Regions from separate parts of the Mus musculus genome. Here region 2 is linked to region 1. The links are chromatin loops, found by intact Hi-C in ENCODE. Cell type or tissue: gastrocnemius. All regions are shown on one strand. Region 1 overlaps Ephb2 (Eph receptor B2). Region 2 overlaps Gm31536 (a long non-coding RNA gene).

The links. Peaks named below come from ENCODE experiments on the same cell type or tissue, not always from the same donor. Only the 100,000 strongest peaks of a DNase experiment are listed, where the experiment ranks them.
Region 2: a loop joins it to region 1, with 4 times the contacts of the local background. A loop is called at or near these places in 13 of 42 quality-filtered maps.

Annotation. Positions count from the first base shown.
Region 1 is chr4:136,695,401-136,697,900 of GRCm38, reverse strand. It overlaps Ephb2 (Eph receptor B2), which reads left to right. Exons shown (of 16, transcript NM_010142.4): 4 at 1,747-1,902. Among named protein-coding and RNA genes, the nearest start is that of Lactbl1, 74 kb to the right of the region's middle. In gastrocnemius, no CTCF peak of the experiment used is centred here; DNase peaks (open chromatin) are centred at 389 and 1,182.
Region 2 is chr4:136,839,880-136,842,379 of GRCm38, reverse strand. Gm31536 (a long non-coding RNA gene) reads right to left here. Exons shown (of 5, transcript XR_881502.3): 3 at 2,324-2,433; 4 at 1,318-1,451; 5 at 306-754. Among named protein-coding and RNA genes, the nearest start is that of Ephb2, 5.1 kb to the right of the region's middle. In gastrocnemius, a CTCF peak has its summit at 1,073 (motif pointing right); a DNase peak (open chromatin) is centred at 1,094.

The sequences.
Region 1 (2,500 bases):
GAGCTTCCGAAGCCTGGTTGTTTGTGATGAAGTCCTTTCTCCCCTTGTGGTCCTACAGGGCCTGGTCAGGATAGCATGAGCCACAGTGGCCAATGATTAGCTTGGTTACATTGCCAACCTGTGTCCTGAAGCAAGCAGGAGAGGCAGGCCTGAGAGGGGCTGTTTTCTGATGCTCATAGGGAGTTGTGCTGGGCTTGGTACTAAGCAGAGCCCACCCACTCCCTGTCTCATGTGCTTTGTTCCCTGGAACTTCATTGTTGTGTGGCCGGAAATGTTTTACCACTGAGCTCAGAGAGGTCAGCTATGGCATCCATGGCCACTCAGCAGCTTGGTTTTGAACAGGTAACTGTGTATCTATGCCAAGATTGTTCCTTCGCACAGCAGGGAGCTGGCAGGTTGCTCTCAGCAGCACTAACTGCTGTTTTACAGACACGGAAGTCGGGTGGGTCACGCTACACACTCAGGTGGATATGAATTCAGCAGACGGCCTGCTCCCTATAAACCATGTTCACTGCCATCCCAACCTCATATTCTCTGAAGCTCTCTTCCCACTGAAGCATTTATGCAGCACTTGCTGAATACCAGCTTCTCAGCTAGGCAGATAAGGCAAGCAACAGTTAATGAGGTGCAGCTTCATTTCTGGGGCAGCTAAGAAAATGGCCAGGAAACCCTGTATGTACATGGGTAATTATGTCAGGAGAGTGAATTTGGGGTTTGTCTCAAGCCCCAGGAAAGGCAGGATCTCTGTCCTGGAGGCTCAGCCAGGGAAAGATGTAGTGCTAAGACTAGGACTTGAAAGGTAAACACCAAACAGCAGGGCTGGAAAGACGAACTAGGATGATTTATGTTAGCTGTCTGTATACAAGGAAATGGATGTTCAGAGAGGTACAGTCACCTGCTAAAAGTCACACAGCACCTAGGTAAACTAGCAGCATTTCATCCCAGAGAGCTTTTCCTCTGAAGTTCTTTTCCCTCCACCTCTTCACATAGACAGAGGCTGAGAGGGCAGGGCCAAACTACCAACCTCTGGATTTTCTTCCCAGGCCAGCAAAACAGGTATATGGATTTGAACCCATCCACACTCACATGGCTGCCTGCAGTAGAACCTAACCCGTGCATGGCCTGGCTGCAAGGTCGCTGGCTCATCAAGAGTGGGAGAGCCCAGACGGCTAGGTGCTGCCTGGGTGTAGACACTGCCCCCTCAGGTTGAGCTCGGTACTGCAAGCCCCCTCTTTTTTTACACATTTACTAAACTTTACATGGTGTGTAGCCTGGTATGGGCTTGTGTCAGGCATCACATGTGCATGTATAGAGTGCTCACCTCAGACCCAGATAGTTCTCTGTGACTCCAGAAGTTTCCTCAGTGTGTACCAGGTCACTCAGGGTATGGTCTGACTGCCCAGCACTATATCAAACCGTGTCTATGATCTAGAGCCCAGTTACCTGGTTACAGCTAACCAGGTTAGGAATCCAGACTTCATCAAGCCTCTCCAGGCTGAGGAACAGATGGGCCAGCACAATGAAGGGTGATTGCTGAGGGCACTGAACCCACAGGCAACTTCAGAGACAAACATAAACAGGTCTTCTAGAAATCCTGGGCCAGAGCCGGGCTGCCATGCTGGACCTGAGACCCCAGAACTTCAGGAGCTAGGTTTCCAGGATCACAGCTAGGGCTATCTCCTCATACTACAGCCTCTCGCTGTCTTGCCTGGGCTCCTTGGTGACCCTCCCTATGTTCTTTTCCAGGTTGTCCATCAGGAACCTTCAAGGCCAACCAAGGGGACGAAGCCTGCACCCACTGTCCCATCAACAGCCGCACCACCTCCGAGGGTGCCACCAACTGTGTATGCCGCAACGGCTACTACAGGGCCGACCTGGACCCCTTAGACATGCCTTGCACAAGTACGTCTTCTCTTGCCCCCAATCGACCCACAGGAAGGCTTGGAGCAAGGGGAATGGCCACAGAGCAGCCGAGCGCCTAGGGGAGGGAACAGAAAGCTGGCTCTGTGTTGGCATATGGCCTGTGCCCCTTCCACTCAGTCATGTGAGGATAAAGTCAAGGTCTTGACTCACATTGGGGCAGGAGGAGGCTTGGTGTTGTGCACTCAGTGTCCAAGCTGAGTAGTGTTCTACCCCCACCTCAGTCAGGGATGACACTCACAGGGCTGACCCCAGTGACTTAGACATATAGACCTGTTCTGTCACGTTAAAGGACTCAAAGGGCTCAGAAAGGTGACTTCATGATGGCTGCTAAGGCGTGTGCCTTTCCCCACAAGGTCAATTCTAATACTGCTGCTTAAGCTCCAGCGGTACACACACACATATACTCACACATATACACACACACATACACACACACATAAACACACACATACACACATATACACATAAACACACACATATACACATACACACATAAACACACATACATACACACACATAAACACACACACATATACACACACATACACACATACACTTAAACACACACATACACACA
Region 2 (2,500 bases), 140 kb before region 1:
CTCAATACCCAGGTTCCAGCCCTTTTCTGGACCCTGGGACCTAGAGGTGAACAGAATGTGGGTCTGTCAAAAGTCAGGGGACACAGGAGGTGTGGGCTAGCAGGCAGGAAATCCGGTATGACTCAGACACACTGTAAGGCACGTGTTCAAATTGGTGTCTCATTCTACATTGTTTTGTTTTGCAATAACACTCTTGATTTATGATCCTCCCAAGTGCTGGGAGTATGGACATATGCCGCCATACCCAGTTTGCACTCTTTATCATTATTATTTTTTTGAGACACTACATATTAAGACTACAAGCCTAAGCCCTCACGTTCAGCTTTATTATGCTCTGTTAATGAATCTGTAAGGTTCAGACCCATTTTGTAGATAAAGCAATAGCCAGACATAAAGTTCATGCCTACATTCCCAACATTGAGGAGGTTGAGGCAGGAGGATCATAAATCACATGACAAGGCTGTGCACAAAAAGACACACACACACACAAAATCAACAAACAAAATAATAAAGAGACTGAGAATTAAGGAAGTTAAGGACTTTTCCTGCTCAAAGTCACACATGGCCCCAACATATCATTCTCTAGGTTCAACCCTCCCCCACTCTCTGTGCTGTGAGACAATTGGGGGTGGGGTGAAGGAAATCAAGGCGTGTGCCATCAGCTTGCTGGTGAAGGTATCTGTGGCAGGTCTGTTGGAGTGGGCGTCATGTGACAGGACTTTGAGAATGGCATGGAGAGTGTGGCAGAGAGGATCTGTGGATGACAAGAGCCAAGAGCTGAGCACAGGGAGAATACCACAGGAAACAGGGCCTGGGTTGAACAGCGGAGATGATGCTGGGGAATGAAGTCGTCCAGCCTCTGGGGAGCCTTGAATGTCAGGATAGGGGGTTGTATTTACTGAAGAAGACAAATGAGGATCCAGGAAAGCCTATAGCAGGAAAGTTGCTTGATCAGAGGTGTAGGAATTTAGAAAAACCCATCTAGAGGTCTGGATTAGATGAGACCCCAGTACCTCCTTCCTCTGTTTAGATCTCTGCCTAGACCAGGCTCCTAGAGAATGCACTAATGCCAGAGGCCACCAGATGGCAGTAGAGGAATCAGCTGCCCAGAACCTCAGCCCAGCCCAGTCACCTCTACCTCCCAGTGACAAAGACTCAGGGCTGGCTTCAGACTCAAAGTGGCTTTCAAGGGAAGCCTCCCTCCCGGTTGCTTTGTCCACTCTTGCTCTGTGCTCAGAGGATCGTCCACAATGGAGCGATGCTCTCAGACGCCTTCAGGGGAGCACGGAGTCAACAAGAGTTGCTGACATTTCCTACCTTCTGGTCCCTGGAGGAGTCTGTCGCCCTTAGTCATGATGTAACAACCAGAACACACATACACTGTGTGCTAGGAGAAGAAAGTCAGGAGTCAGCACTGTGCATACAAGGCTGTAGTTATACCAAAAATGTGCCTAGAAGGGGCGGGGGGAAAGCCAAGAATGAAATGGGTCACCAAACATAAGCAGTACTTCTCAGGGTAGGGGACATTGGGTAAATCTTGCACGCACACACACACACACACATATACATACATATATATACATATATATATATACACACACACACACACACACACACACACATATATATATATATATATGAAGTGTTCATTGTCATCTTTATTTTTCACAATAAGAGCACATGATTTTATCAGAAGGTTAAAAAAAAGTTTTCTCAAAATAGGGAGGGCAGCCATCCATGTGGGCACACTCTGCAGTTTGAAACAAAAAGCAGTATAAGTTTGAGGTCAGCCTGGTCTACCTAACGAGTTCCAGGCCAGCCATGGCTGCATTGTGGAGACCTCGTCTCAGATAGAAATAAAGAGGGGGATGGGTCAGATACTGGCTGTCAAGATGAGCTTTCCCAGCTCCTCCTCTGGGAAGCCTCCTCCTTTCTCCAGGGGAAAGGCTGCGAATCCCTCCTCTGCCCTGGGAGAGTTTGGACAAATGTCTATTTTCACTTTTTCACCCTGCAGGACAGGGAACGCTGTTAGTGTTTAGCGTGGCATCAGCTAGCCTCACACTGCGTAGCTGAGGATGCCTCTGACTTTTTGATTCTCCTGCCTCCGGCTCCTGAGTGCTGGAATTAAAGGTGTGCACCACCTTTTCCAGTTTTTTGAGACTCTGGGAGCGGAACCTGGCACTTTGCGCATGCTAGGCAAGCACTCTAGCAACTGAGATGCATCACAGCTCCCAGATCTACCTTTGTGCTCCTTGTCACATGGGGCTATCCAGCATTCAACGTAGGGCAGATGTAAACAGAGACGTGCTAAAAAGCGAGATACCAGATTGCAGCCTGTGTGGTCCTCCCTCTCAGATTGTAGCTGGTGTCGTCCTCCCTCTTGTAATCTCAGTATTGGGGAAGCTGGGGCAGGAGAACCGGGTTATTCAAAGCCTGGGTGATACAAAGCACTGGGTTATACAAAGCACTGTCTCAAATCGTAACAAGGTAAGAAAAAAAA